3 separate regions of the Mus musculus genome follow, and all the other regions are linked to region 2. A link is a loop called in an ENCODE intact Hi-C map of the cell type or tissue named here. Cell type or tissue: left cerebral cortex. All regions are shown on one strand. Each heading gives the region's core, and the rest is flanking DNA. Links, peaks and the distances in the headings are about the cores only. Region 1 has its middle 16 kb from the start of Gm33336. Region 2 has its middle 26 kb from the start of Gm47708. Region 3 has its middle 28 kb from the start of Gm33336.

Region 1 (10,797 bases), core at 2,450-10,449, 89 kb after region 2:
TCTCGTATTCCAGGCATAAGGCAACACCTGGACTCTCAATCAGAAACAGAAACATAGACAGAGTGCTCCCAAGAATCGGAATGAGCTAATGAGCTAGGAAAGGGCCCCAGAAGTGCTCGGTTGTGTGGTCAATGAGCCTTTGTAGGATATTATATATATACTTAACACCCAGCTCTCCCAAGTTTGTCTATGGAAACATTTTCTCACATATGCTTTGTTAAAAGGAGAGTCCAGATGAAAACCAAAGTGTGGACACTTCCCCCCTTCTTAGAATTGGGAACAAAACTCCCATGGAAGGAGTTACAGAGACAAAGTTTGGAGCTGAGACAAGAGGATGGACCATCTAGAAACTGCTGCACCCAGGGATCCATCCCATAATCAGCCTCCAAACGCAGACACCATTGCATACGCCAGCAAGATTTTGCTGAAAGGACCCTGATATAGCTGTCTCTTGTGAGGCTATGCCGGTGCCTGGCAAACACAGAAGTGGATGCTCATAGTCAGCTATTGGATGGAACACAGATCCCCCAATGGAGGAGCTAGAGAAAGTACTCAAGGAGCTAAGGGGGTCTGCAACCCTATAGGCAGAACAACAATATGAACTAACCAGTACCCCCAGAGCTTGTGTCTCTAGCTGCATATGTAGCAGAAGATGCCTAGTCAGCCATCATTAGTAAGAGAGGCCCCTTGGTCTTGCAAACTCTATATGCCCCAGTACAGGGGAACACCAGGACCAAGAAGTGGGAGTGGGTGGGTAGGGGAGCAAGCAGGGTGGGGGAAAGGTATAGGGAACTTTCGAGATAGCATTTGAAATGTATATAAAGAAAATAATAAATTAAAAAATTTTTAAAAAAAAAGAGAGAGCCCAGGTAAAGAGAGGGTTCCAGTCTTCCTATGCTAACTAATGTCTCCAAAAGTTAATCTTGATCGTTCAATCCAGTTTCTAGTCTCCTGCTATTTTGGTGTTTCTCAACCTTCCTGTGGTGGCTTGTATAAGCTTGGCTCAGAGAGTGGCACTATTAGTAGGTGTGGCCTTGTTGACGGAAGTGCATCATCATGGGGGTGGGCTTTGAGACTCCTTAGCTCAGGCTCCACCCAGTGTGGAAGAGACCCTCCCCTCCTCTTGTTTGCCTTCTGAAGTCAATCTCTTGCTGGCTGCCTTCCCACCAAGATGTAAAACTCTCTGCTCCTCCAGTATTGTGGAAGCTGCCATGCTCCAGCAATGACGATAATGGTCTGAACCTCTGAACTGTAAGCCAGCTCCAATTAAATGTTGTCTTTGTAAGAGTTGCCTTGGTCATGGTGTCTCTTCACAGCAATAAAAGCCTAAGTCACTTCTTAGAGCTGCGATCCTTTAATAGTTCCTCATGTTGTAGTGTCTCCCAACCATATTTTCATTGCTACTTTATAACTGTAATTTGGCTACTGTTATGAATCGCAATGTAAATATTTTTGGAGATTAGAGGGTTGCCAGAGGGGGTCTCGACTCACAGGCTGAGAATCACTCTGCTACGTAATCAATGTAAAATATGATATTGAGGGCCCAGAGAGGATGTAGATGGCGATGTCTGCCTAGAACTCAGAAGAGCCCTGGGTTTGATTCCAACACACATAAACAGGGAGCAATAGCATGCATCTGTAATCCCAGAACTTAGATAAAGGCAGGGCAATCCACTCAAGAACTCCCTCCACTACATATCAGGTATGAGGCCAGTGTGATCTCATGAAACCCTGTTTCAAATGAATAAATACGATTGATCTTCCGTTTCTTTCCCTCCCCGTCTCTGAAATGTAATGTTCATTTTACAGCTCGTCTAAGTAACACAAACCCCTTTTCAAGTGCCCGACTCACATGTGGCTAGTGACTTGCAGCTTTAGACCACATAGAACTAAGCCAAAAAAAACAAAAAACAAACAAACAAACAAACAAACAAACAAAAAAACCCCAAAGGCCTTTACTTCTTGTGTAGTAGAAGTGAACAACACAGCACTCTTTAAGGTCAAGAGGAACCCTCATTTCCAATTCCCATGGCAAGTGCCATTTGAGGAGAGCTATGTCCCTTTACAGCCAGGGGCTCTGCAAATCCAATCCAATCAGAGGCCATTGTGATTGGCCCCGTTGTTTTCTCTCTCTCTCTCTTTTTTTTTTTTTTGCCTTTTGAGAATGCGGTCCTCAGCATGTCCCCTTTCAAACATGGGCTATTCTGGTGCTGTCTTCAGTCCTGCTGTGACTGGCAAGTGATTACAGTGATATATTTTATGTGCCTGAGTTCACAGAGCAAATTACATAGCGTGATCGGCTGGCGTGGTGATTAGTGTCTGTGTGTGAAGACTAGAATCGCTGTATTTGCATGTTTCTGAATAATGAGACTCTTATCTCCATTATACGACAGCAGGGTCGGAATCGACAGCATTATTAACTGTTTCACGGTGGGCACAATTTGCTATCCTGTTTTTTTCTCTGTTTCTCTGCATCGCTCTCTCTTTCTTCCCTCCCTCCATCTCTCTCTTAAAATAAACCAAAAGCCACTTCATTTGGTACCTCTTCTTCACCCCCACCCCTGCCATAAATCACACAGAGGGTTTCCATAAGGAGATATTTCTACAACCTTATCAATACTCCACACTTGTAATCTAATCTAATTTCTTTGTTTTATAGAAGAAGAAGAAGGAGGAGGAGGAGGAGGAGGAGGAGGAGGAGGAGGAGGAGGAGGAGGAGGAGGAGGAGAAGGAGAAGGAGAAGGAGAAGGAGAAGGAGAAGGAGAAGGAGAAGGAGAAGGAGAAGGAGAAGGAGAAGGAGAAGGAGAAGGAGAAGGAGAAGAAGAAGAAGAAGAAGAAGAAGAAGAAGAAGAAGAAGAAGAAGAAGAAGAAGAAGAAGAAGAAGAAGAAGAAGGGGTGGAGGAGGAGGAGGAGCAAGAGGAGGAAGAGGAGGAGGAAGAAGAAGAAGCTGCAGTTATGAACAGGGAAGATTTAAGGAAGGCAACAGGCATAAAAAGAGAGCTACAGGGCTGAGGCCCAATGGTAGAGGGCTTGATTACCATTCTTGTGTCCCTGAATTGATTCACTAGCCTTAGAATAAATAAGTAAATTAAGTAAGTAATTAAAATAAAGAAAAAAATGAGAAGGGCATGTGGGAAATGCACGGGACAGGGCTCTGACAAGAACCCATTCGTCCTCCTCTTCTCAGTCTCTGGTGCCTGGCTGCCCCTTCAGAACAATGGGATGCCCATCTTCTACTTTAATTGCATAGTGTGCATTTTGGGCACATGCCCATTTTTCTCCTGAAAAGATGAAGACATTGGGGAAAATTATAATTTGATTCCCCAAACACAAAGGCCTTTTCAGTAGACTATAGAGAGTCCTAACTACACACTGCCCTGACAAACATCAATTTTTGTAGTAATGACGTGAACGGACGCAGCACTAGTTACCGTGATGGTGGGTTATAAGAAGCAGGAGGGCTGTGATTAAATGCTCACGTGACTGTTCCCTCAGCAGCACGACCGCTTACCCATCAGCCATGTGGTGGTGACAGTTTTGATATCAAGGACAAGAGCAAAGTAAACAGATGTCCACAGAGACCCTTTTCAAAAATAGAGCCAGAAGTAAATACCAGCGAATACTTCTCTAGGAAGATGGCTGAGTGGGTGGGGCAGGGAAGAGTCACTTGGATTAAATTTTAACACGTGGGTACTATAGTGGTCGGCTAAATAACCGCAGCAGTGTGCACATTAACTGCCTCTGCACAAAGGAAAGAGGACGCCTAGGTTTGTTGTGAATGTGATTGACATCGGTTTACCATATGTGGGAGTTAAACACATGTATAAACAGCTGTAAGAATGAATACAGTTAGTAAATATGTTGGTGAAATGGTCTAGAGTGGAGCCTTGTTATATAATGTGTAATTACATATATATATATATATATAAAATTTATGTACACACACACACACACACACACACACACATATATATACAAACACACATATATACACACACACACATATATATGTATGTATACACAAACACACATACTGAAGTGAATGGCTTGTGATGTATCTTACCAAGTGCCTGCAGACAGCTAGAAGTGTCCATGTCTTCATCAATAATCAGAGGTCATGTCCTAGGACTGGAAGTTGTAGGAGCTTTCTGGGAAGCATAAATCAGAAGAAATTGGACCAGATTCAGCAACGGGTGTAAGATGCTGAGACGCTTCAGGGCTACACACTTAGATCCAGCCTTCTCCTGAGCCCACCCACAGTCCACATTGTGGAGTTACCACATGTTGACACACACTGTCTTCCCTTGGTTTGTTCTTGACATATAAGCACGCAGCATCTGTCTTTGCAAGAAAGTGGACATCACCCATTTATTGGTTCAAATGAACCTTTCAGAGCTCTTGCTAGGAGGGAGACGCCATGCTAGCTGTTTGTGTTCCAGTGGAGAAGAGCGCTTCACCGCCGTCCTGTAGTCTGTGTACACTATGCAGACTAGCTGATCTAACTAATACTGTTGGGGAAAAAAAGGGAAAGATGCTGAGATCTGAAGCAAATAGCAGACTAGTCTGAGATGATTTCTCCACAGAAATGAGATTAAAGGCAACCTTGATATTAAAAAGTTCAAGTGGACTATGATGGCTTTCAACCCAGCACTCGGGAGGCAGATGCAGGTGGATCTTTATGAGTTAGAGGCCTACCTGGTCTACATAGTGTCTTCTAGGCCAGCCAGAGATACACATAGACTCTGCCTAAAAATATTTAATTAAAAAAAAAATTCTAAGAGGGCTGACTGGAGCGAGCAAGGGTCCTAAAATTCAGTTCCTAATAGCCACATGAAAGCTCACAACCATCTATACAGCTACAGTGTACTCACATACATAAAATAAATAAATCCTTAAGAAAAAAAATGCTTAGAGAAGGGACAGTCCAGGCAAGTGGAAGGACAAGAGGAAAAGCCCCAGGGTAGGAACAAGTGACTAAGGCTGGAACCCACTGAGCCAGGGGAGAGGAAGTCAAGAGGTGCCCTGGAGCCCGGTCATGTGCCTGGCACGTGCTCAATACTCAGAAAACCTTTGCTGAATGAATGAACCAACGGGCACACGGCAGCTACAAGGGCAGCAACGTGGAAGTTTGCCTGCTTTGTGCAAGAGACCAGATGACCAGGGCATGAAAACAGAGAATCATAATCAGGTGAATAAGAGGGTATACTCTCTGGGGACAGTGAAAAATGAAAAGTAAGCCAAAGACTGGTGGTGCATGCCTGTAATTCCAGCCCTCAGGAGACTGAAGCAGGGAAATAGCAAATCCAAGGTGAGGCTGTGCTGTCCTGTGAGTCCCAATTCTCAAACAAAAGTCACAATAAAGTCTAGGGACATAGCTCAGTGGTGAAGTGATTATGTGGCATGCACAGGACCCTGGATTCAATCAATCCTTAGTTCCCAGCCCCTGAAAACTGAAATATTCAAGGAAGTCTGTAGTAAACCCCAAAGCAACTGCAGAGGAACATTTGGAGCCCTGAAGCGCAAAGCCGGCTGACGTCATGTGGGGCGGGTTCCAGAGGCTGGATGTGAACTAGGCTTTGAATCCCGCAAAGGAGTGTGGTAGGTAGGACAGACAGAAGGGAGGGCGCTCCAAGAAAATCAGTCGGCGTCTTGTTAAACCAATGGAACCGCACTGATTTTAGAACATTACGTCAATTCATTCTTTGCTCGCCCAGGCAAGGAGGAAGAATCCATCCCCCACACAAAACACAGAAACTGGGTCCCATGTGTTCATTTGGGGTTGCCCCCTTTGAAATTCACAGGCCTAGCCTTGAGTGGAGAATTGCCCATCTTAGCTAATTTTATAGCGAAATTGGCGAGAGTCCCGGGTATCTATAAGGTATGCTTTAATTCTCTCATTTCCTAGAATTGCACCAACCCACTATTCTCTCTGTCGGAGCGGCTTCCTGCCCGTTTCTGCACCGTGTTCATTAAACCTTTTCAGAGGCTCTGCGGAGGCATCTAGCCCTTTGCAAAGTCTGTAAGATGTGACTCAAGCTTCCTCCAGCTGCCCAATGGGCACAGCCAGAGAGTAAGAATCCTCTGTCACGATTCACGCATGCTCTAACCAATGAAACTCGGGCAACTCTAACTCTCAAAGGATCCTCTCCTTCCTCAGCACCACTACCTGCTTCACGCCCAGGCCCTGCTTCCCCGAGCTTACTAAATTATGCCGAGGTTCATTTCTTTTCTTTCCTGTTTGCTTCTTTTCAAAGGATGTTGGAAGTTGAACCCAGGGCCTGCCATATGCGATGTGTTACCCACAAACTCCGCCCAGCTTTTTGGGTTTTGTTTTTGTTGTTTTTACATCCCTTCTGAAAATTTCTCTGATGTGTTGGCCTGCTTTTCTATAACTCCCAAACACCTTCTTTGTTTGTTTGTTTGTTTTTTAAAAATTATGAATAGGTTCCCCCAAGCCCCCCCCCCCAAAAATACAGAAGTCCCCATTTCTTTTCTTTTTTTTTTCAGTTCCCTAATCAAAATGCCCTGCCCGTCCAACCCTGTAGGTACTCACCGCCCCCCACCCCCACACACACTTTAGGTAGTATCCTTTTTAGGTCTTTTGTTATTATTTTATAATAATTATTATTGTGTCTACGTGTGTGTGTCTACGTGTGCGTGTGTGTATCTGCGTATGTGTGTGTGTGTGTGTATCTGCGTGTGTGTGTGTGTGTGTGTGTGTATCTGCGTGTGTGTGTGTGTGTATCTGTGTGTGTGTGTGTGTGTGTGTGTGTGTGTGTATCTGCGTGTGTGTGTGTGTGTGTGTGTGTGTGTGTGTGTGTGTGTGTGTGTGTGTGTGTGTGTGATGTACAGGCTTGAGTTCAAGCATGCCAAGCCATGGCACTCACTGAGGTCAGAAGACTCTGGAAATTTTTCTCCTTCCTCCATGAGATCCAGGCATTAAATTTGAAATCTCATACGTACACAGCAAGAGCTTTGACAATGAAGCCATCTCCCTCCCTCGTTATCTAAATGGAATCTTGTGTGGCCCAGGCTGGCCTCAGAGGTGTACTGTACTGGGCAGCACAGTAGAGCTAGCTCTGATGGCACAGGCGCCAGGAGCCAGTTCTAAGGCTGTGAGAGCGGGAGAGCTGGTCCAGCCCCTCACTGCCTTCCTCTCTGCCTGAGGCAGATGGACTCCTGAAACTCACCCACCGGGACTCAGCTCCAGCAGAACACAGGGAGTTCAACTGGGCACTATGGTTTACTGTAATCCTAGGACTCCAAAGGCTGGGGAGCAAGTTCAAGGCCAGCATGGGCTACAGAGGGAGGTTCTGGCTTAATCTCTCCCTCTCCTCACCCAAAAAGGACAAGAAAAAGATTAAATTTCTGTAAAATTCCCTCTGATCTCTGAATAAGATACAATGTTCTTTCCCTGTACAGATCCCAGGACCTCTCAAACAAACTTTATTTTACTTTTACTATCTAGGTGTAATTAACAGTAGATACATTGGATCTGTAGGACTGGCCCTTTTACACACTCCAGCAGTTCACAGGTAAGGTAGAATTTGGGATGGGTCAACTCAAAGCCCTGGACCTGGGCCTGGGTGGTAGGTGAGTTGGTTAGCCCAAGGGCTCTCCCGCACCCGTACAACCAGGGTGAGCTCTCCAGCACTGCCCCAGGTAGCCCACTCAATGCTGCAGCCAGCAAGAGTCAGGGGCAGTTCTCCCACTCTCTTGGCCTTGGGTGGTTCACTGGCACCCATGCCAGCAGGGCCAACTCTACTGTTCTGTGCAGTGGAGGTGTGTTGGAGGGAGGCAAGTTCCAGAATGCTGCAGTTGGTGAGGGGCTAGACCAGCTCTCCTGCTCTCACAGCCTTAGAACTGGCTCCCTGCACCTGTGCCATCAGAGCTAGCTCTACTGTGCTGCCCAGGCAAGGGACAGGGCCCACCCTCCTGAGAGGCGAGCCTTCAAGGGGAAAGACCAGCTCTGCTCCATTCTTAATATGGACGCTGATGGCCTCTTTCTTGAACTTTTCTTGACAGTGAGTGATGACCTTACAGATAATCTTCCTATGCAGCCTCATCTAACTTGACTGACAAGAAGGTCTGGGCTGGAGAGACATAGTTCCCCCAGTCTGTCAGGTATACCTCTCCATGACTCACCGGTTCATGAGTGTCCCGGACACTTGGCTCAAAGCACTTGTGGCATAAGGACAGACAAGAGACCGTGACACCACGCATCTGACATGAAGTCATAAGAACATATTCTTACCATCGTTTCAAAGATCCAGGTTGCAAAAAAGTGCGAAGAGTAACACACGTCAACGAGCTAGACAAGTTCGTTTCGCACTAGGACAAAAGGGACACCACTCTCTGGAGAGGTGAAATTTGTACTGAGGCTTTTGTGAGTACTTATCCTGTCCTTCGAGGGAACATCATCCACTGCATCCACCATATGTATCTTCCTCCGGCCTCACCCCGCCCTCTGCCCACCGGTATTCAGTGCTCTGATGAAACAGAACGTTTCCCTGCCATCAGCATCCCCCGCCTTCATCCCTTCTGTCCACAAGGCCCCCATTCTCATCCCCTTCTCCACCTAGCCAGGACATGCTCATCTTATGTCTACTAGAGAATTTCAGAATCCTCTTTAATATGTCAGAGATCTCAGCTTTGCCTTCAAGCCCATTTATACCCCAAGAGAGTCACTTTCTGAGTGCCTTGTCTCCTATCTATGTGCTAACACAACTGTCTTTCCTAGGACAAAATCTGACATATGACCAATAATTGTTAAGTAGTTTAATTGTTTGTTTTGTTTTGTTTTTTTCAAGACAGGGTGTCTCTGTGTAGCCCTGACTGTCCTGGAACTCACTCTGTAGACCAGGGTGGCCTTGAACTCAGAAATTCACCTGCCTCTGCCTCCCAAGTGCTGGGATTAAAGGTGTGTGCCACCACTGCCCAGCAATTGTTAAGTATTAAATAGAAGAAAAAAATTAAAAATGAATGAATTGAATCAGTATTGCTTATCATCATTCCTAGACAGGATACTTTGAGAAAAAATACCCCCAAAAAATTCTAAAATGTCTTTTTTAAATGATGCCTTTTTGGTAATTTCTTCCCTGACATATTAAAGAGGATTCTGGAACTCTCTAGGAGTCTTAAGAGACTCTGAGACTAAGTACTACAGCCTTCTGAAGCATCGTGCCTTCTCATTTCCAGCTCTGAACCCAAATGTTCAGCTATCAGATGGTACCCGGGATGCTTTTGAATGTAAAGAAACAAGACTCTTAATATAGCTCCAAGGTCAGCTTAAGCAGGTGCCGTCTAAAAAAACGACATCTGGACATGGTGTAACTTGGGGCCTATAACTATGCCATATTCGCCAGGAGTGTTAAACTCTGTAAACCTGTTTCCCACAACTCCTGATGGGCTCTGTCAGCCTTGCCCAATACAGCCTTCATGAGGACAAATATGGAAGGAGTCTTCCATGGAAAGGCAAAGGCTGGGGAAACACAGCTTTGTACATAACTTTGTATAATGTTTCATTCCTTCATCCTCCTCAAAGAGAGAGGGCAGGAAAGTGCACTATATGACCCTCGAGGTTTGCAATTCTTTATATTCCTACATCCCTAGCATAATAGTAAATGAAATTCTTTTGTCTTTTCCCCCCAGTGCATGGGAAATCCTGAAGACAGCCCTAAAAGTCTAGCACTAGAAACAATGATTCACAAATGTTAGAGCAATATTAGATTCCAGAGGAAGACACAGGTCAACCAGGGCTACATAGTGAAAACATGACTCCAAGTAAGCAAACCAACCAACAAACACATAAAATGTGTGTGTATGGTTGACAGCTGAAATTTTCAATAGATTTTCATTGAATTGTTTTGTGTTGCTTTGTTTCGTTTGGGGGCAGCCCAAGCTTACCTCAATCCAAGATCCTCCTGTGTCTATGCCGTGAGTGCTGAGGTTACAAACGTGAACCAAAATCCCTAGGTTACCCAGTTCACTTTAAGGCAGGAAAATGAGGAGTTCAAAGTCATCCTTAGCTACAGAATGAATTTAAGGCTAGCCTGGGCTACAAGAGACCCTGTCTCAAACTGAACAAATAAAATAATGAGCACTAACTAAAGTTTTGTAAAAAATACATGCTTTTGAGCAGAAGAAATAGATGCTTTCAAGCAACATAGGACCTAGAGACCTCCATTCTGTGACCTCCTCAGAGCTGAACACACACATACACACACACATATAATTATCAAGCAAAGGGCCCAAAACCCAGATCATAGGCCAGCACATTCCAGCAGCGCATGGCTCTCTGGAATCTAAGACAGAACTTGACCTGAGGTCCCTCTAACTCATGAGCTATTGAGACATTTCTTCAAACTCTCGCCACAGCCAGCACCTCACATGGGCAAGAGCTTCCGACTTGCCAAGCAATTTCTGATTGGACTCGGTGACTTGTAAGGGAAAGTGCAGGAGGCATACGGCAGTCCAGAACTTTCTCTGCCCCTCCCTCTTTTTCTGTCCAGAGGTAGAACTGGGAGGCTGGAAGGCTATTCAGACCCTGTTAACAAGAGACAAAGAGAGCCCTGGCTGCCACGTTAGTCATTGCTCTGAGGTCCTCGCCTTCGACTTCCAAGACTGCTTTAGCCCCAAGTGACTTGTCTTTGATGCTATTTATGAACTGGAACGTGACCCTCCGGGGAGGCAGGCTGAGGGCATGCAGGGGACATGAATGGGGTATGAAAGCTGCGTTTCTACTTGGGGCTGGCATTTGGGTTCTCAGGAGCATGTATGGCAGAGGAGCGTGGCAGT
Region 2 (10,797 bases), core at 1,103-9,102:
CCCGGGTGAAAAACCGCAGCCTGTTTCCATGGAATCCATCGCTAAAGCCATCCTGAGTGAGTCACCACTGGATTGTTCTAAATAAATTGAGGCCCATCCTGGAGGCAGTGGGGGTGAGTCCCACACATACGGCATGGCTGTCCTACAGGGCTTAAATGGAATGAGTATCAATATAGAGTTGTACTGGCTGCTCTGTCACACATGTCGGAGAAAACACGGGCAATATCACAATCTGAAGACTGCTTTGCCTTCTCGATGCAAAGAAAGGAGAAACCAACTTTCCACATCTGGAAATAATCACAGCTAGCCCTCAGTATCATTGTCGGCTAGGCTGTTCTGATCATCAGAGCCAAGCCATCCTGTTCCTCTGTCAGGCGTAAACAATCGATCACACAGAGCAGCCATGGCAGACAGGCTTGCTTGTGGGCACTGATAAAGTGAATCAAAATGAGACCATCACATGACTTATTTTGTCTATGTTCAGACAAAAACAAACAAACAAACAAACAAACAAACAGGATCACTGTAACCCTAAAACACCCTCAGCACAGGATCACCTGGATTCCTGGTGCCATCCAATGTAGACCCAAAAGCCCAGTTTCTCCTCAGATCTTCCCACCAAAGCCCACAATTAGGACAGGTCTTTTCTAACACTGCTGCTGAACCCATGTCCCCATGATGCTGTCCCCTTGATTAACAAGGAACGGATCGATCAACAAGGAACTGATGTTTGCTCATCATCAGTTTGTTCCCAGGGTCCTTGGGGAAGACCTATATAGTGCGGAGCTGTAGATGGTTATGCTGCTGTCCCTGCAGAGGAGTCCAAGAGGATGGTGAGACTTTTCCAGGCGAAGCAGGGTCAGACAGAAGTCATTCCGACAGAGGAAGCAATGAGAAATGGGTGGGGATCATCGTTATGGAGAATGAGGAGTCTTTGTGGAGTGGGTTGGGGTGGACTGAGAAGGAGCTGACTAAACCTGGAGATCCTTGGTGATAAAATCGCATCCTACAAGAGGTCAGAGGAATAGGCAAGAAGAGTTGTAAACTGGAAACGTGTTTGAAGAAGAATTCCTGGACTGGCTCAAATTCTATTTCTCTTAAACCTGTTCTTTACTGGGGGCTGAAAGAAAAGGCACTTGCCATACTCACACCACTAATTTCATACTTTGTGTTTTCCAACCTGAAGTTGAGGGCCAGACAGCCCCAAATCCCTTTCCCTGGGATATCATGAATTCTGAGAAGACTTTGTTGTGGCTCGCAGCTCCCAGACCTTGGTAACTGGCATTCCACACATAATTCCTCTCAACTCCTCAGGGTCAAAGAGTGTCAGTTAGTCATTTCCTCTCTGGTTATAGTTTGTAACGGAAGAGCTTTACCACATGTCCCTAGCCCGATGAGCCTTCCAGATGTCCTGTCAGGCAGGCCAATGTCTTCCCGCTTCCTCTCAGGAAAGGATGGCTGAAACCAGCAAGCCACAGGTGGCTTCAGGGAATCTCATTGTGGAGCTTGGCCTGCTCCTATATATATGTGGGTCCCTCTCCATTGTGGGTTTCCCCCTCCCACACTGACATCCTTCCGCAGGAAGTTACAGCTGAGTCCTCCAGACAGTGGGACTCCTTCTGTCCTGTGGACTTAAGTTTTGCTTGTACCACAAACCTTCCCACCTTCATGAATCCTAGCTTGCCCTGTCTCATTCCCCAAGGCTTTGTCTGCAGTATCTGCATTTGGGTTTTCTTGTCTTGCCAAATGGTTTTTTTTTGTGTGAGGGTATCCTCAAAGTTCTGCTAAGTCTCTTGAAGATGCTGAAGAAGACTGCAGTGTCACCCGAAAATGCTCTGTCAGGGAATGCTGGGAACATTATGCCATCCCAGTTTTAGGCTTCTACCTCATACAGGCCTCAGTAAGCCACAGTATAGTCTGTGCCTTAAAACACACGTAGCATCACAATGTTTTTACACTTATCATATATTCACACTCCGTATCGTTTTGAGTTCCCACTTACTGTTGATGTAGGCAAAGCCCTTAGAAAAGCGCTGGTTAATACCATAAAAATATTAGCTGCCTTATTTGCATTATTATTAATGTATGAATTTAGATAGTTTCTTGTAATTGCTTTATGGTGATCTAGTATTGATCTTACTATATTTTATTCCAAAATTGGTGGATATTAAGGTTGCTTCCAACTTTTTATAATCATTGTCAATGCATCTAAAATATTTTTAACATATTATATTCATTTATCCAAGAGTTGTTATTAAAGGTATTTGGTTTGGTTTGGTTTGGTTTGGTTTGGTTTGGTTTTGGGGTTTTTTGGTTTTTGGTTTTGGAGTTTTTGTGGGTTTTTTTTGTCTTGTTTTGTTTTTTGATGTTTTGAGAGTTGATATTTTCTTGGTTGGCTGTAAGAATATGTTTATGTTTATGTTTTCTTTCTGGCTAGCGTGCCTATGCCTAGTAAGACATAGAATTCCTGAATTTTCTACAGAAATTTGACAACCCACACGATTTCTAAAGATTTGTAGATGCAGGGTGATAACCTTGGCTTAACTTACAGTTTTAAAAATGTTGCTGTTGCTGTAGTTTACGAATGAGTCATGTCGGCTTCCCCTTTAGCCCACACTTATTTGACATTATCTACTGGCTCTTAACTTTTTATGGAGTCAGGGACTGTTTAAGGATGTCCCTCAGGAAAATGCATGGGGCCCGGCATCACCCTCTATATGAGCATCGGAAGGCTTCAGAGAGCCCTGGCGGTTATCTACGGCCACCCTCTGAACACGTATCTCCTGCTTCTATTCCATTCCATTTTGGTTTTAGAATATCTATTTGATCACATCCACCCAACCCCCACACATCTCCCTACCACCTTCAAGTAGTTTAGGTTTGGGTTCATTTGTTCTATAACATGCTGAGTCCAGTTAATGGTCAATGGTCTTGTTGGCTTGACCTCGTACAGGACTTATACAGGTAATCATGGCTACAGTGTGTCCACAAGTGCCAATATAACCCTTGGGAGCACTCCTCCCCATCCTCCAGCTCTTCCTTCCCTTCTACGTACTCTACTGAGGCATCCGTAAGCCTCACTGGGGAGGGATTGGCACAGACACCCCATTTAAGGCTGAACCTCAGGTATATCTCCAACCTTTAGCCAGCCCCGGGCCTCTGCATAAACTGCTGCCCACTACAGGAAGATCTGCCTGTACTTAGGTAGATCCTTCGGATTTTTTAGTCCTGAGATTCCAGGGTCCCTACCTCCAGGGATTGTGACTGAGGAGTTCTCCATGGTAACTGAGGCTTGGTGTGTGTGGGTCATCATTTTCAGAAAGGCAGCTTTGGGAGTATCTGGATTCTCAAAGCGCTCCTGTTCTGCCTTCTAAAGCTTGCTCTTCTTTCTATAGCTATGAAGGAAAGGATAAAATCACAACTTTAATACATAAAAGTTTTACTGGCCTCCAAATTAAGGCTGCAGCTATTTAGTTCCAGGGTTACTGTGGGAGGGTAGATCTTCAGCTTCTTGGCTTAGATGGGAGCCAGAGGCAATCCACGCTTAGAATCGGGTGTCATACAAAGGAAAATAAGACAGATACAAAAGGAAGAGGAGGAAGAGGAGGAGGAGGAGGAGGAGGAAGAGGAGGGCAGGGAGTGAGGAAATTCTAAGCCATGCAGAAAATGGAACATACGAAGTATCCTCTAGTTAAGCATGAACAGCTTGTGTTTGGAATGGTTTGTGTTTCTAATTTTATAGCAAAAGTGAGCTCATTTTTCTCCCCTCTGCCAGTTACTTTGAGGATTCTTTTGTGAAAAAAAAAAAAAAAGAAGGAAATAAATTTAGCCTCCTCTCAGATTCACATTCACATAACTGATTCTGTTATAAGATAATGTCCATTGCCTCACTTGCAAATAAGATACTTTTTGTTCATTTAAAAATCTAGTGTCACTGGGTGTGGCATGCTCTTAATCCGAGAATTCAAGAGGCAGAAGCAGGCAGATCTCTGTGAGTTCAGGGCCAATCTGGTCTACATAGAGAGTTACAGACCAGCCAAGCCTACAAGTGAGACTCTGTCTCAATATATATTTACACAATGTACACACACACACACATACAAACATACACATACCCACAGTGTTAAGGGGGGATAGGAAGCAGTAAATTTATAGACCATTTTGAGAACAGCTAAGAATCTGGTTTGTTGGTGGTAATGATGTCTCTCTTGCACACATATACACAAGCGTATGCACACACACACACACACATACACACACACACACACATAGTATTCAGGACGGCAGGAAGCAGAAAATGTATGGACCATTTTAAGCCATTTAAAGACCAACTAAGAATCCTGTGTGTTAGTGATGATGATGTCACACACACACACACACACACACACACACACACACACACACACACCTCACACCTCTCTTCCTTAGGCTGCAAGTATCAAGAGAGTTAATCCTTGCTTTTGACTCAGTCATGTGCAAGGTTGCTCTCCTCGGAGAGGTTCGGTGCCAGCATCCTCTTTAGCCTTTGACGGCATCCATCCGGCTCTGTTAGTGATGCCAGGAACAAGAATCAGGAGCCAGTTCTAGGACTTAGAATGACTCACTGGGTAACTTCGGTGTGGCAACAATAGAAAAGTGACTCGGTTGTTCTGTTTGTGAAACTGGGACAGTGATGCTGGCAGCCTGCCTCTCACAGGGATGAGACAGGACCAGGGTTTCCAGATCTCAGGGGCTCTGGGGCATGGGTGTTACAGGGGGTGGGGGGTGGATGAAGAGGGGGTGGAAGAAGTCAGTGGCAGACAACCCAACTAAGAACTACAGGATGTCTCCCAGCCTGCCCGACAGACTGGATGTATGTGCTCTGTAGAGTGAAGAAAAGTATTGAAGTCAGTGCCTGGCCTTTGTCCCCATGACCCCAGAATACGAGAGGGAGCATGTGTCCCCCCAAGGCCTCCTCGGGCTCTCTACTGTGTTCACTTGACCGTAAAGTGCTTCTCAAGTGCCGCTTGCAGAGTCTAGGCTGTCTGTCCACTCGAGGAGACTTGTGAGGGGGAGCTGGACCATACCTCAGTGGTAAGGCGTTTGCCTCTACTCTCGGTATGTGCAAGGCAGGGACAGGAGGCTGCCCACAAGTTTGAGGCTTGCCTGATCTATGTATTCAGTTCAACGTTAGACTGAATTACACAGTGAGACCATCTCAGAAACAATAATAATCGCCAAATCAAAAGCAAAATCTAGCAAGCCTACCCCTAGGAGAGGCCAGGAATAATCACACGAACAGAGATGAGCGTCAGAATAACCATAAAATGATTAAATCTAGAGGGCACTTACCAGGCGTTTTAACCATATTATTTCAATTTAGAATTGTAAAATGAAGAAATGTTACATTACTAGGCTTAAGTTAATCATATGCAATTAATATTAGTACATAACACTTATGTTATTAGTATACTACAGACAGCATTAATACACTATACAATTGAGAAATAATATAATTCTATATAATAATTACTATGTAGAATTATGATCCCCTATTATGACTGAGGGAAACCACCCAGGATCACAGATGCACTAAGAAACAGCCACCCAGTCTTAACTCAAGAATCTAACTGTTGGGTTGGCAACTCTGACTACCGTCATCGGCTGCTGAGTGAGCCTTAGCATCCTTGGATGCTGTGTGAGCCATGCTGCTGTGTGAGCCACACAGCTGTGACTACCATTGGCCTCAGCTGCTGTGTGAGCCACGCCCTTCACCCTCCCACCCGAATCTCAATCTTGGTCATCACTTTATCCAGGAGTATTTGGTGGTGGGGCCAAGCAAGAGCGTAGAGGATAAAAAATAATTAGTATTTTAAGAAGCCATCTTAGAAATATTATTTGAAGCCTCATAGCATTTCAGAATGAAGAGTTTTAGGAAAATAAATAAATAAAACTAGCCCTAAATCCGATCATTTTATCTGATTATTAATGTTTACAAAAGCAAAGCTATGCCAGGTGCATGATTTCTTATTAACCATGGCTTTAACTAAGGCATCATGTGAGTATCGAAGCCTGGGTTTCAGATAGGAAACTGGTCCTCTGTGACTATCTGGAGTCTGGGGTCATCTGAAACCAACGATCTCTCTTGTATGGCCATGATTGACTCCCAGACTATCAGAGTCGATTCTGATGCAAGGATCAGAAGTGTCACTTCTGCACTACGCTATCCCCAGAAACTGGCCTCCTGGGCCTGTGGCCAAAAAAAAAAAAAAAAAAAAAAAAAAGTTGCTGATGTTAAGACCGTGCCACTGGGGACAAGAAAGGTCTGAGGTTGACTATCAAACTGTCTTCAGGACAGACAGGCCCAGAGTGAAATGACCTCCTCTACCTCTCCTGGTCATCAAAGCCCTCCGTGAGTCACCAAGAGATAGAAAGAAACAGAAAACTACTAAATACACTAAATACAAGCTTGCCAACACGGCCTGGGTGATGTGACCTGGGTCTTTAGCCAGAGAAGTTTTAGGAACCATTAAAGACATACTTGGGAATTCCCTGTCTGTGGGCTGAAGTAGGAATGCCTACTATACTCATGACCTCATCAATGACATCAAGAGTTGCACTGAAATGCCTCATGACTGAAGAGCAGAAGAGGAAGATGGGGAGATGACACCATCAGTAAAGAATGTGTCACACACGCATGAGAACTGGGCTCAGGTCGCCAGCACACGCACTGAAACAAACAGAGCAGGTGCAAAGCAATTGTATGTTAATAACCTGAGAACTGTAGAGAGGTGGAGACAGGGAATCTCTGGTGTCCCTTTGGCCAACCAGCCTAGCCTTATTGGCAAACTCCAAATTCAGTGTGAGATCTTGACTCAAAAATTAAGACGGAGAGCCACTGAAGATGACACCCAATGTCGACCCCTGACCTCCACATATATGCGCATACACATGTGTATATGCATATACGCGTAGCACACAAGAAGTACAAGAGAACAATGGATAAGCTAATAGTAAAAGTTTGCCTCACCAGTAAAGTCGGCTCCAGCATGCATGCATGACTTTCCTCCCAAGTTAGCGATCAAATGGGAGCCCAATATCTGTACATTAAGCATATCGGTTTTTTTCTTTAACACACCCCTTTAGAATTATTTATAGTCTATTAAAAGTGGTTGATATAAGTAATTATATCATTATAATTATATTATTAGATGTTGCTGTGCTTCAAAATTTGATACTAAGAACTTGCACTATAAAAAGTTTTGCTTAATCCATGTTAACTTATCCCAGGAATTTAATACCCCCACTGACTGGTGTGTGTCTATCCTCCCTGTTGGATTTCACTGCTATTAATAAGTTTGTTTACTGGTCTGCTTTTTGCCCCCAACATTTTATATGGTCAGATTTAAATCTGACACCATTAGATCCGAAGGAGTCAAGCCATTAAGATTTCAAACTGCCTCAGAACATAGTAAGCCCAGTCCACATACAGGGATGCAGGCCTGCCTGCCCTTTACAAAGCCATCCTTGAAAAGCAACCCATTCTCCATGAGATATGAAAATGATGTAGTGTAGTCCAAAAACAAGTGGCATGCCCTGGAAATTCCTGGTGAAATTTTCAAAACTCTTTGGCCCTAGAATAGACCAATGAGATTCCTAGTAAGTTTGCATAGACACATTACCAGCCTGTTCATAGAAGAGGTTTTCACTTTCTGGGAAATATTTTAATGGTTGCCCTCTCAAATGTATGTTTACTTATTTTTTTCTTAAATGTGTAGCCCAGATTGGCCTCAAACTTGTTATCCTCCTGCCTCTGCCTCCATCAGCAAATCCTACTAGCGTGTGCCACCACAACCGGCCTGATTAGTTAAATTTGAGGTAAGTCAGTCTGCCTCTCCATACGGCTCTTTAGCAGCAGAACTGTAAAGAACCGAACATTTCCTAACGTGAGTATGACTTCTACGTCGGCTCAGAGCCCCGAGTCGGGAAGGGAGAGAGGGACATCCCGGCTTCTTTGAGAAGACTTAAAGTGCTTCTCACTAGACAAAATGTTCACTGGAAGAAAAAAAAAAAAAAAACCAGATTATCCAGCTGTTTTTTCCCCATGACTTTTCCTGCCCATCTTTTTATTTTGAACAGGTTCAAACAGCTCAATGAATGCCCTCCCTCCAACACACCACTTATAAAGATAAGTCGACAGTTAGCATCTCCCACGATCCTCAAGTTCTAAAGGACACTCGCCTCCTCTTTTCCCAGGGTGTGTGTGCATGTGCCCACGTGGATGGCACAGTCCTCTACAGAGGCAGTTGAAAAGCTCACTCCAGAGGTCATGGGTTACAGTCCTTAGCATGGACACTCAGGACTTCTTCAGCAGCAGGATGCTCTTCCCTGACACCCCCCGTGGTCCTGAGGTACCAGCTCCCCTCATGGAGAGGGACTATCCTCACTGAAACCTCACACTCCACATCTTATGTCTTTACCTGCGTCTTCCTGCTTCCAGCCCTGACCTTCATCTTCATCCTCATCATCATCTTACTTTGTTTCTCAAGATTTTTCAATCTAAGTCTTCTAGAATGCATCATACTCTTTTGATTTATCTGATTCTTTCCCCATGACCCGACTCCACTTAAGCAATTTCCAGTAATCTTGGCAGGGAGCATACAGTGGGGTGCGAGTCCCATGAGCTTTGAGGGAGCTGAGAACAAGGATCTTGCCATGCCTGAGTGATACAATTGGAAGAATTTTTAAAAGGCCATTTTTGAACACAAGGATTTAGACTAGACTGCTTTTAATCAAGGGGCAGGATGGTTCAAAGCAAAATGAAAAAAAGGGGGAGGGGTGGCCAAGATTAGAGCCCAAGATTATTAATAACTTCTATATGTTTGAAAGGGGCCCTTGTTATGCCAAACCTAGCAACCTTTGTTGACTCATCAGAACTGAGATTTGGGCAGGGTCAGACCCTGCCCTTGCAAAGTGGATAATTACTAATTACCAGCTTCGTGAGATTTCAGGAATGTGGGCTGCCCCTCTTGCCCACTGAGCAACACTGCCTCTATCATGCAAATGATGAGTCGCAGTCACCCCTGCCCTACCCTTCTCCGGGGAATGCCTAACATACATCAGGCCGTGAGTTCAGGGTTTTACTGAGCCATCTTTATTACAGTGTCAAGAGGCAAGTATCACTACACAGATTTTTAAGGTGGGAAAATGAGGCCCCAAGAAGCCAAGCAGCTAAACTGGAATTGGAGCCAAAATCTGCCACAGTAACCAGAGTTCACAGGCTGGAGAGATGGCTCAGGAGCTATTGCTCTAGCTAAGGTCTGGAGAGATGGCTCAGGAGCTATTGCTCTAGCCGAGGGCTGGAGAGATGGCTCGGGAGTTATTGCTCTAGCTGAGGGCCTGGGTTCTTTTGCCAGAAGCCCGCATGGAAGCTCACAGCCACCTATAATTCCAGCTCCAGGGAATCCGACACCTCTTCTGACCTTCACCAGCACCAGGCCCACAAGCAAAGCACTCATACACATAAAATGAATAAATCTAAAATAAAAATAAACAACCAGCCGGGCGTGGTGGCGCATGCCTTTAATCCCAGCACTTGGGAGGCAGAGGCAGGTGGATTTCTGAGTTCGAGGCCAGCCTGGTCTACAAAGTGAGTTCCAGGACAGCCAGGGCTACACAGAGAAACCCTGTTTCGAAAAAATAAATAAATAAAATAAACAACCAGAGTTCCAAAATCCTATTCTCCCTATGGTATCCTTCTGTCCCCAGCCTCACCTCCTATCTCAAATGGCTTTCTCTTCTCTCTCTAGAGTCTAAGCAATACACTAGATATTTGAGAGCGTCACCTTATGCCAACAGGTCCTTCTAAAGATTGCAATGTTTGTTACTCCTGCCCACATTTGCACCAGACACTTTGGTGAAATCACAATCTTCCTAAGAAGTATGTAAGGACAATGTCGCTGATAATACCCTGTGTCGCTGGTCTAGGAAATGGAGGAGCCAGAGTCTGACTCACACCTACCTTCAAGCCAGAGCTTCTAAACTTGCTACTTTATAACCTAGCATCCCTGACAAGCCAGGGGCCAAGGTACTTCCTCGAAGTAATGAAGGCCAAGAAACTAGCTCATTAACTTCTGAACTCCATTGCTTCCAGGAACACCGCCCAAAAGGGCACTGCCCATTAGAACATTCCTCTAATGGGTCACAGACTCACAGAGGCCTGGGAACAATTACTTGGCCAGGACTCCTCCCTACAGGAAGGTGTTGCTCTTCACATCTTCAAAAAGACCCAGGAGACAAAGTAATACTTAAGGGGAGCACACACACACACACACACACACAGTGTGATTTCTCCTACAGGAACTCCTTACAGTGGCTTAGTTTAATAACAGATAATGTTTCCCCACAGCTTCGGAAAGGAAATGTTCCTGACTGTGACCACTGGTCCACAGCAAAGATATCTTCATGAAACAAAAAGCAGCAAGTGTGTGTGTGTGTGTGTGTGTGTGTGTGTGTGTGTGCATGTTTGTTGGATGCATTCAACCTTTTCCAGCCCTTTCTTGTGGCTCTTCTATGAACAGGAAGTCTATAAGGTAAGAAGGCTGTGGTGGTTCTTGTCCTGTTCTGTAGCTGTGGCTCAGCCGTGATGCCACCTCTGCCACTAGAGCTGGCATACCTGTTAGGGCGTCTTCCTCAGCCTGTCTTACAGGGATGGGAATTTGAGGATTCCCGTCTCTACTGTCTTAAGGTCCTTGATATGGGGAATAAATGTAATCCTGGAAGATTTCTTCATCTGTATCTCTAATTCTACTGTCTCTT
Region 3 (10,797 bases), core at 711-8,710, 99 kb after region 2:
GACTTTCTCCTCAGCAACCCCATTCTGCAGATGAGGACAATGAAGCCCAAAGAGGCTAGGCAAGGGTATACATGTGGTGCTAGAGACAGGACATGTGGCCCAGTAGGAACCAGCATTCTTCCCAAGTCGCAAAGTCACCCCTGTTGATTTGCCCCGGCTCTGACATCTTTGTTGCTGCTGCTACTGCTGCTCTTCTCTGCCAGAAATAAACCTGCTCCCCAAATGTCTCAGCCACTTCCAGAGGATTTGGGGGGGGGGGTGTTTTATTATAGGCATCTGGCAGAGCTGAGCCTCCCTAAGTTGGAGAGACCCTATAAAAACCCATATGCTATCATATGCTGTGGATCAGATGTTTGAGAAAGTCGCCAGTTCTGCAACTCTCTCTCTCTCTCTCTCTCTCTCTCTCTCTCTCTCTCTCTCTCTCTCTCTCTTCTGTTTTCTTCCCTGTCTCTCTCCTAGAATTTGAAACATGACTCTCTGAAATTCCAGGACTGTGTGACTTTATTTAGATGTGGTATCCATTGTCTTATACATCTGTTATTCTAGCATTCAGAAGACTGAGGCAGGAGGATTGCTACAAGTTGGAGGCCAGCATTGGTCTATATAGGGAGACCCTGTCTATGCATACATACATACATACATACATACATACATACATACATACATACATACACTCATACATATACATACATATGTATACATAAAAAAAAGAGGAAAAAGAGGGGCCTCTTGTAAATAATCAAGCTAAAATGACGTGATTATTGTTGGCCTAATCTAAGGGAATGGAACAAGGAAAAATCTGGATACAGAGACAAACACAGTGGGAAGACATAGAGACATTGCCATGCACAAGGCAAGGATTCCAGAGACTAGAGAGAATCTCTCTCCCAGTCCTTAAAAGAAATTTCTAAAGGCACCTCCTTCCCACTTCTTCCCAGAGGTGAGAGAGGATACATTCCCTCTGAAGCCACCCATTCAGCCACACCTTTTTCCAGGTCCCCTCATCAGCTCTCCCCTCTTCGTTGTGGGCTACTTTGCCTTCACAGCCTGCAGGCTTGCCTGAATGCTCAGCGACTTTGCATAGGCTTTGGTTCCCTTAAGGAAAAAGGACAGTCTTTCAGCCTCCCACCTCCCATAGCGAAGTGAGTCCCATTGTTCCCAAGGATCTAAGTTCCCAACTATTCTGACCTTGGTCCAGATGACCAGGAAGAGGGAACCCAGGACCAGGGGAAGGGAGACGGGGCAGCATCAGAAGACCCGTGTAGCTTCTTGTCAAGCTTTAACCTGTTTTCATCTGCTAAGCAGAATTGCACTGCATGGCATGCTATCTAGAAGGCTCCGTTTTCACAGAGACGGTTTAATGCTGTCCCTCACTGACCCTTCTGCATCCTCCATCACTGTCACACGGTCAGGATCCAACAAAGCCTCGCTGGGAGAATCAGAAAATTAATCTAAAACTTGAAAACATTCATCAAGCTTTTATCAGAAATTCTCCTGTGTCATCTTGACCGAATCTCTCAGACATTCTAACTACAGGCCGGAGTAAGGCATAAATCACTGTTGTCGCCAAGAAACATCATATCGATTTCAGTATTTAATCATTTCTCATTGGAGAGATGCCTGAAGGGGAAGAGTTTTAATGCATCCTTGTGATGCACCATAGATTTCCACGCGTATTTCTTTTAACGAGGATGGCACACAATTCTAGTTTACTTGACAACGCAAGATTGCTTTGTTTTATTTTAGTATGTTACCCTGGTGGTCCTGGAACTCATTGTGTATCCAGGCTAACCTCTGCCTCCTGAGTGCTGGGATTAAATGCAGGTGCCACACTGTTCCAGGCTTGACCATTTTATTTTTGAGGTGGGGCATCTTGCTCAAGCTGGCCTCGAACTCGAGATCTTCCTGCCTTAGCCTCAGAGTGCTAGAATTACAGGTGTGCATAACCTCCACTGATGTCAGCCAGGCACATGAATCCAATACCTACGGCATGTCAAGTAGTTTTCTAGCAATGTTGAGTACATGACAGTCTCCATTCTTCTACCAATTATTATAGTCAAATGAGGTGAGACAACAACCAAATATACACAAAATTCAGCTTCAGGTCAAGGTAAGTATTACTGGGGAAAATAATATCCATCTTTTCCTTATGCAGAGATGTTCACAGACACGACTGCAGAGCCCATGTCTGTCTCAATGCTGGCTTATTGTGGGTGTTTAATAAAGAGTATTGAACACATGGATGGATGTGTGCCGGCTTGTTTTATGTCAGCTTGATACAAGCTGAAATCATCTGAAAAAGGTGTCTTGGTTAGGATTTCTATTGCTTTGTTTAAAACACCATGACCAAAATACAAGTTGGGGAGGAAAGGGTTTATTTGGCTTAAACTTCAGATTATAGTCCATTATTGAAGGAAGTCAGGACAGGAACTCAAGCAGGGCTGGACCGTGGAGGCAGAAGTTGATGCACAGGCTATGAAGGCGTGCTGCTTACTGGCTTGCTTCAAATGGCTTGCTCAGCTTGCTTTCGTATAGCTTCTAGAACCAGCAGCCCAGGAAGGGTACCATTCACCATGAGCTAAACCTTCCCCCATTGATCACTAATTGAAAAAAATACCTTATAGCCAGATCTCATGGGTGTATTTCCTTAACTCAGGCTCTTTCCTCTCTGATGTCTCTAGTTTATGTCAAATCAACACAGAAAGCCAGCCAGTACAGAAGGGAACCCCAATTAAGAAAATGTATCTATATGATCAGCCAGGAGACAAACCTGAAGGACATTTCTTAATTAGTGATTGATGGTGATGGCAGAAGACCCAGTCCATTGTGAGTGGCACCATCCCTGGGCTGGTGGTCCTAGGTTCTATAAGAAAGCAGGCTGAGCAAGCCATGGAGAACAAACCAGTAAGCAGCACGCCTCCATGGCCTCTGCATCAGCTCCAGCCTCCAGGTTCCTGCCCTGTGTAAGTTCCTGTCCTGGCTTCTGTCAGTGATGAACAGTTGATATAGAATAAGCGTAAGCCAAATAAACCTTTTCCTTCTCAAAGTGTGTTTTGGTTGTGGTGTTTATTAGAAATAGTAATCCTAAATAAGACAGATGAGTGAATGGATGGATGGATGGATGGATGGATGGTGGGGGAGAGGTGGAGGGATGGAGGGTTTGGGGGATGGGTGGGTGGGTGAGTGAGTAGTTGGATGGATGGGTAAATGAATGGATGGGTAGATATAAACAGGATTGGGCAGATAGTTTGAACTTAATATCCACTTTATCCCTAGGAAATCATGTACTCTTCAACGAAAAGTCAGTGGAGCCATATTGTAGAGGTTTGGTCTGTTGCTATGTATCGTAATGATAAATTCTATACCCGAAGGTCTAGGCCTGCGGGTGACTTCTCCTGTTTACAAGCTTTTGTTGTGCAAGCCTTGTTCCTTGATTCAAAACTATTGGTCAAATAAAAGTGGTTACAGCCAATCACTGAAGGTAGGTGGATTAGAGTGACCTGGTGGGAGGAGGAGTGACAGGAGAAAAAGCAAGAACAGGAAAAGAAAGAAAGCCACTAAGGGGGGAGAAACAGTAAGTATCTGGGGCACACCATTGAGGAGGTAGCCAGGGCAGCAGTTAGAAGAGTAGATTAGGGTTAAACACCCCGTCCCCTGCCCCCAGTAATTGCCAAAGCCAAATAAAATAATCATAGTCTGAGTCTCATTTACTTGTAAGCTAGTTAGGGATAAGCTTAAATTGGTTGTACTACACCATATCTTGAGGCAGAAGTCTACAATCTCAACTGCTCGAAAGACTAAGGCAGGAAGAGAAAAGTTCAAATCGCTGCCTAAAACTGGAAAGTTACCTGAAAGCCTGCCTGGGAGGGCCGTGGTGGTGCACATCTTTAATTCCAGCACTCAGGAGGCAGAGGCAAGTGGATCTCTGAAGTTCCAGGACTGCCAGGGCTACACAGAGAAACCTTGTCTAAAACAAAGCTAAACAAAGCAAAGCAAAGCAAAGCAAAGCAAAGCAAAGCAAAGCAAAGCAAAGCAAAGCAAAACAAAACAAAACAAAACAAAACAAAACAAAACAAAACAAAACAAAACAAAACAAAACAAAACAAAACAAAAACGCCAGCCTGGGAAACTTAATGAGATTCTATCTCAAACTAAGAAGTTCTACACTGGACCCAGAAATACGTCCATGACAGAGTACCTGCCTAGCACGTGCATGACACTAAGGTCAATTCCCACAGGAGGTAAACAGAAAGGCCTTTGGGTCAAGTATACATTCAGTGAGCCTCGGCTGTGTGCTAGGGGGTCAAGGTGGGAGTGTGGAGGAGAATTTGACTAAGGGCAAGGTCAAATTAGGTTATATGTGCTTATGAACGTGTCACAATGAAACCCTCGTTTCAGTAGAATTTTTATGCACTATAAGTAAGATAAAGCGCCTACAAGTTAAATTTGAACCAAATCTCAAATAGATCGTGTGGTCCAAAAAGGTGTTCTAAACGGGGAAGAGCGTAGGCGGAAGTCTTGGCATTCCTCAGCCCTATGAACCTCAAGACCCCATTCTGGAAGAAACCGGTCCACAGGCAGGACCCACACGTTGGCCAGCCTCGTCTGCATGACTCCTCCCTCATCATAAACCCATCCGTTCTAAAAGCCACCGAAGCTGAATGATTGGGGGCACTGAAGTCCTTAAATAAGCTGTGGCCTGGAAACCTTGTTTGGCACATCCTCCCACGCCCTGCGCTGTTTCCACTCTGGGGGTGTCAGGTTCCCAGTCTTCCCAGGACAGAAGCTCAGAGCGCGAGAAGCCTCAGCTCCACAAGTGTTGTTTTGTCTGCTAATCCCAGATTCAAATCTTAGTTGCGCCACCAGTGCAGCCCACGCTGCTACAAACCTGCTGTGCCAGTTCCCGCTGGTTGGGCGCAGAGTCCGGAAGCCTCAGACCCTGATGGAAGTGGGGGCGGGTCGAGTGCTCTTCCTGTCTGTCCAGTGCCACCCACATTAAAATGCAGTTTATCCTAAGGTGGCTTGTCTTCACCTCTCACGAAGGGAATGAAGGGCTCCGTGGATTTTATTTGCTCAGGAGCCTTCAAATCTCGCTGTCATTTAAAAATAAAGCCAGTTTTTTCCAAACTAAATATATATATTAGAAAGAGGGAAATTAAGAGTAAAAAGAATAAACTTTAAATGATTGCCATGCAAGACGAGTGCTAAGTTTTGAAGAAGTACCTGTTAGCCTTGTAATAAATCAATGTACACGTGAATGAATCCCAACATTCAATATCCACCAGTGTCTAAACCATTAATGTGCTCAACAAAGGCAAGAAATAACAGTGTGGTGACATCTCTGATCCCAGCACTGGAGACTAAAGCAAGGTCTTGAGTTCCATTCAACCTAGGCAACAATAGTGAGTTCCAGGCTAGCCTAGGCTACATTAGACCTATCTCAAAAACACAAGTAAATGAATGGATGCTATTTTTTTCCATAAATTGAAAATCATATTCATAAGTAGTATCTGAATATGTAGCCAAGCAAGTGACACATATTAATAACTCCAACATTTGGAAAATAGAGGCAAGGAGGATCAGGAATTGAAGGTCTCTGCATTACATAGCTAATTAGGGTCAGCCTGGGCTACATTTTATGGTACCCTGTCTCAAAAACAACAACAAAATGTGCTGGTGTATGCTGGTGCACACCTTCAATCCTAGCACTTAGGAGGCAGAAGCAGGCAAACTGCTGTAAATTCAAGGCTGGCCTGATCTACAAAGAGAGTTCCAGACCAGCCAATGTCACACAGTGAAACCTTGTGTCAAAATAATAACACTAATAAAAAGCTGGATAAATGGTGAGTATTATAAGATAGTATATGGATTTTTAAGCATTTTAAAAAACAACCAAATACTATGACATAATTCTTTTTGCTGTTTTGGTTTTTTTGAAGCGAGGTTGTGTAGCACAGATTGACCTAGAACTGGCTATACAGTCGATGCTGGTCTTGAACACTTGAGAACTTATTATGGAGGTTCTAGCAGGGACGCACAGCCACTCACATATCCTTAATGAAGGACAGGTCCCCTTCTGGCTAGGGGCAAGCAGCTTCAGGGAGGACATACATGGAGCTGGGAGGGAGGGGCAGGCCACCGGCCAAGCCAGACAAAGCAACCCTGGCATCAGTGGGGTGACAGAGGTTGCATCCAGATCAGCCTCACATCCTGGCCTTGGAGTCTGGATCCCAGAGAGACACCATGCCTACTCAGAGAATATGACCTCTAAGATTTCTGGTGTCGTTTAAAGTTCACAAACTTTGTAAACTGCAAAATAAACCTGAGGACAGTCTCCCTTTAAGGAAAAAAAAATAGTTTATCCTCTTTTATCTATTGATTGCGTGTCTAGGAATCTAGCCTAAGGAAATCAGACGTGTAAATAAAGAATTACAGGCTGGATGTTCTTGCAGGTTGGCTTTAAGGCATAGCGCGGGTCCTCTTTGATGGACCTCGTCACCATTATCCTTCACATCACAGACAAACCTGCTTGCCCAACATCCTCGTTGGATTAAGCTCCAGCTCAGTTGCTCTGCCTTCTCCACCGGACTCAGAGAGGTAGCGCAATCCCCCGTGTCCCAGGCTCTTTCGTGCCTCTCTATTTCTTCAGCCACATGAGTTATGAGCACACATTCTGTCCCAGTGCTGCTGCTTTTCTGCATACATGTTATGGGTAGGCTGACATGTGGTTTGTCTTTCTTTTAAACACAACTCCCATGAACTATAATTTGAATTGTGTTGTATGTCACTGGAGAGACTACCTCAAGTTCGTGCCTCAAGCACGCGCATTGCCATGCCTGGTGAAGCTTCTTTGCTTTGGGCGTTTAGCGATGGGTGTGTGTTCTGCTCTGTTTCCTTGAGAGACAAGGGTACAACCCCTGACCACACGTGCTAGGCAAGTGCTCTCTGCCACTGAGCTGCACCCCCATCTCTGTTTGGTTTTGTTTTTGTTGTTGTTGTTATTTATTTTGGTTTTGGTTGTCTGGTTTGTTGGTTGGTTTTGTGGGCTTGGGGTTTTTTGTTTCTTTGTTTGTTTGTTTATTTGGTTGGTTGGTTGGTTGGTTTTGTTTTTTTTTTGTTTTGAGCCCAGGTCTCATGCAGCCCAGACTGGCCTCAAGTTCACTATGTAGCAGAGGATGGCCAGGAACTTCTGCTTCTTTAACTTCAGCTTCCCAAATGCTGGTGTTATAAACGTGTGCTGTCAATCCAGGTTCACAAGATGCTGGAGACTGAGCCCAAGACTTTATGCAAGCCGTTCTATGAACACATCCTAACCTGATGTGTTTGTGTCTATGTGTGTGTGCATATGTATGTATATATGTATATGCATGTGTTTCTGTGCATATGTGTGTACATGTGTGCATATGTATTGTATGTGTGGGTATATAGTGTTTATGTGTATGCTTGTATATATATATATATGTGTGTGTGTATGTGTGTGATGGTTATGCTCAGCCCAGGGAGTGGCACTATTAGAACGTGTGGCCTTGTTGGAGTAGATGTGTCACTGTGGCCATGGGCTTTAAGACCCTCACCCTAGCTGCCTGGAAGTCAGTATTCTGCTAGCAGCCTTCAGATGAAGATGTAGAACTCTCAGTTCCTCCTGCACCATGCCTGCCTGGATGCTGCCATGCTCCCACCTTGATGATAATGGACTGAACCTCTGATCCTGTAAGCCAGCCTCAATTAGATGTTGTCCTTATAAGATTTGCCTTGGTCATGATGTCTGTTCACAGCAGGAAAACCCTAAGAGTGTGTATGTATGTGTGTGTGTGTGTGTGTGTATGTATATGCATGTATATATGTATGTGTGAATATGTATATATGTGTGTGTATGTGTATGCATGTGTGTATATGCACGCATGTGTAAATGTGTGTGCAGTATATCCACAGATGTGCTTAGATGTGCTCACCTGCACAGGCTCATGCATGTGTAGGCCTGAAGTTAATATTGTGGTGTCCTCTTCATCTTTCTCAAATATATACATTACACGCACTGGAAGGCTTCGGTTCTGGGTTAAGCTATAGGAATGTTTTGCTCTATTTAATCGTGCACTGAGGCTACAAGCCATGGCCACACACAGGTGCTGTACCACTGAGTTTCACCCTTCCTTCGCCTTAGTTTTTCCAGACAGGTCTCTCGTTGAACCGGGAGCTCACCACTTCAGCTAGACTAGTAGCTGGGCACGGAGCGCTTAGGAGCCACCTACCCCTGCCCCCAGCACTGGCTGGGTCACAGCCCCTTTGGCCTGGCTTTTTTTAACCTGGGTGTGGAGGACCTGAAGTCAGGTCTTTATGCTTCCCCAGCAAGCACTTCCCCCATGACGCAGCTCTCCATCCTCCTATTTGGTTTTAATGACTAAACTTTGCCTCATTAGCTGGGAGTGTTGCTGATCACCAAGGCTGAGGCAAAAAAAAAAAAAGAGTGTAAGGCCAGTGTGGCCCCCACACAAGACCACATCTCAAAAGTCCATCCATCCATCCATCCATCCATCCATCCATCCATCCATCCATCCATTTATCTATTCATCCATGCATTCAAGTTCACAGCTATGATGCTTTTACCCAGATGTGATTTCCCCAAAAGCCTTTCTCGGTCACCCTTGCTTAAATCTGTTCACCCTTCCTCTGCTTAATTCTGTTCTTAGCAGAATTAGCTCCAATTAATTCTGGAAGTAATTAACAGACTTAATTCCACTGGCTTAAATCTGTTACAGCCAGGGGTTCTCAACCTGTGGTTGTGACCCGTCACAGAGGTCACAGATCAGGCGTTCTGCATATCAGATATTTACATTACAATTCATAACAGTAGCAAAAGTACAGTTATGAAGCAGCAACAAAAATGATGGTATGGTTGGGGGTCACTACAACGTGAGGAACTGTATTAAAGGGTCACAGCATCAGGGAGATGGAGAACCGCTGAGTTAGACTATTGCACCTGCTATATATTTGACATAGTTACTACTTGTCTCAACCCACAAGAAACACAGCCATGACTAAGCTGTTAGTTCCTTCACTGAATCAGTCAGTCGATGGTTAAGAGCATCCTGGGTGCCTAGAGTCAGGCTTAGCCTGGAACCTGGAACTCTAAGCCCAGCGCTGCTCTCTCTCTCTCAAAGCTTACAATGGAACTCATTTGTAAACACTGAGATAAGTGGGGCAGGAGAAAGTAGGTGTGTCCCAGAGGAAGTGAAGACTGTAGACCGCCACCCTGAGGGGAAGGTGCTGAGCAGGGGACCACATTTAGAGGCGAGCTGGAACTTGATGAAGGGATTTGTGGTAGAAACATTTGGCTCATCTCTAAGCAGTGCGGATTCCTGAACAACAGCAGGGGAAAAAATTAGCATGACAAAAATGATTTATTAAGATTAGTCTGGTGAGCAAAGAGCAAACATGTCAAACTTAGGACAAATAGGAGAGCTGAAAGCTGCGAGGGGCCAGTCCAGTGTAGATGGGAGGGGCCAGCCTGGTATAGATCAGAGGGGCCAGCCTGGTGTAGATGGAGAGGCCACGGATAAATGAGAAGGGTTGAAGAAGGCAGTGCCCGGCAGAGCTGAAACACTGTGGATCCAAGGCGTTTTCCATGGATTCAGACATGGAAGCACTGGCCTGTAATCCCAGCACTTTAGAGGCTGAGGCAGGAGTGTGGATTTGAGGCTAGCCTGGGCTACATAGCAAGACCCTGCTGCAAACAACAAACCCAAAATACAGCAAAAGGCATGAGCCCCTGAGTCCAACAACTGTCAAATTCAAACATTTAAGACTGTCAACCATTTAAGAGGATCTTCTGAGGGTAGGTAAAGGAGACCCTGAGGTCAGAAGTCTGTATAGGCAAAGAAGTGGGTATACAGAAAGCATAGGCTAGAAGTCGGTTGGATTATTCTATGTAAAACCAATTCAAAGAGCCAAATAAAGAGAAATGAAAGTTGCAGAGAAAATGGGAATTGCTATTTTAGATGAATCCCATATGGGTTAGTCTCTTAATTTACTTAAAGCAGATGGCTGGCCCAGGACAGACCAATTTATTACCATCCTGTCATTTGGAACCTCGATTTCCTTGGGTTCCTAAGCAACTCTAAGGGAAATGCCAGATTGCACAAAAGTTCCTGAAGAGATCGTGCGAGCCCCGCCCCTCTGAAAACACCTTGATTTCTCAAAATCACTTATCCTTCACCACAGCTGCCGATTCTGGTCTCTTGCTTGAGGCAGGGAATGGCGGGGCACACCTGTGATCCTAGCGCTTGGCGTTCGGGGGCACAGGAAGATCTGTTCAAGGCCAGCCTAAGCTACATGGAGTTTGAGGCAACCTGAGCTACATGAGCATCTCTCTCTCTCTCTCTCTCTCTCTCTCTCTCTCTCTCTCTCTCTCTCTCTCTCTTTCTCTCTCTCATGGGGGAGAGAAGATGAAGAAAGAAGGTGAGGTGGCAGCCTGGGAAATTAAGTCTCCAAGTCAGCAAAGCCTACCTAACAAGCTGAGGAATACTTGCCCTTACAGACAAGGGTAGGGAACTTGGATGCCTATGATAGAAGAGAGGATTAAAAGAGAGAGAGAGAGAGAGAGAGAGAGAGAGAGAATATGAATGAATGAATGAATGAATGAATGAATGAATGAATAGCTATGTGCCAGGCCATGAAAGAACTGTCCCTAACCTTCTTCTCTACCTCATGGGATTCGTAAAGATCTGAGATGTCACCAATGAGTAGTGACAGTGTTGTGGATCAGCTCACAGATCTGTCACAGTGTAAGAAGGCTACTAG

What was found. Peaks named below come from ENCODE experiments on the same cell type or tissue, not always from the same donor. Only the 100,000 strongest peaks of a DNase experiment are listed, where the experiment ranks them.
Region 1: a loop joins it to region 2, with 4 times the contacts of the local background. A loop is called at or near these places in 3 of 42 quality-filtered maps.
Region 3: a loop joins it to region 2, with 2.4 times the contacts of the local background. A loop is called at or near these places in 3 of 42 quality-filtered maps.

The regions. Positions count from the first base shown.
Region 1 is chr10:95,611,270-95,622,066 of GRCm38, reverse strand. No RefSeq gene overlaps it. Among named protein-coding and RNA genes, the nearest start is that of Gm33336, 16 kb to the left of the region's middle. In left cerebral cortex, for the core only: no CTCF peak of the experiment used is centred there; DNase peaks (open chromatin) are centred at 5,082, 5,654, 5,998 and 10,403; H3K4me3 peaks cover 285 bases; H3K27ac peaks cover 1,600 bases.
Region 2 is chr10:95,698,847-95,709,643 of GRCm38, reverse strand. No RefSeq gene overlaps it. Among named protein-coding and RNA genes, the nearest start is that of Gm47708, 26 kb to the left of the region's middle. In left cerebral cortex, for the core only: no CTCF peak of the experiment used is centred there; DNase peaks (open chromatin) are centred at 3,973, 4,588, 5,046, 8,220 and 2 more places; H3K27ac peaks cover 1,561 bases.
Region 3 is chr10:95,599,206-95,610,002 of GRCm38, reverse strand. No RefSeq gene overlaps it. Among named protein-coding and RNA genes, the nearest start is that of Gm33336, 28 kb to the left of the region's middle. In left cerebral cortex, for the core only: no CTCF peak of the experiment used is centred there; a DNase peak (open chromatin) is centred at 4,819.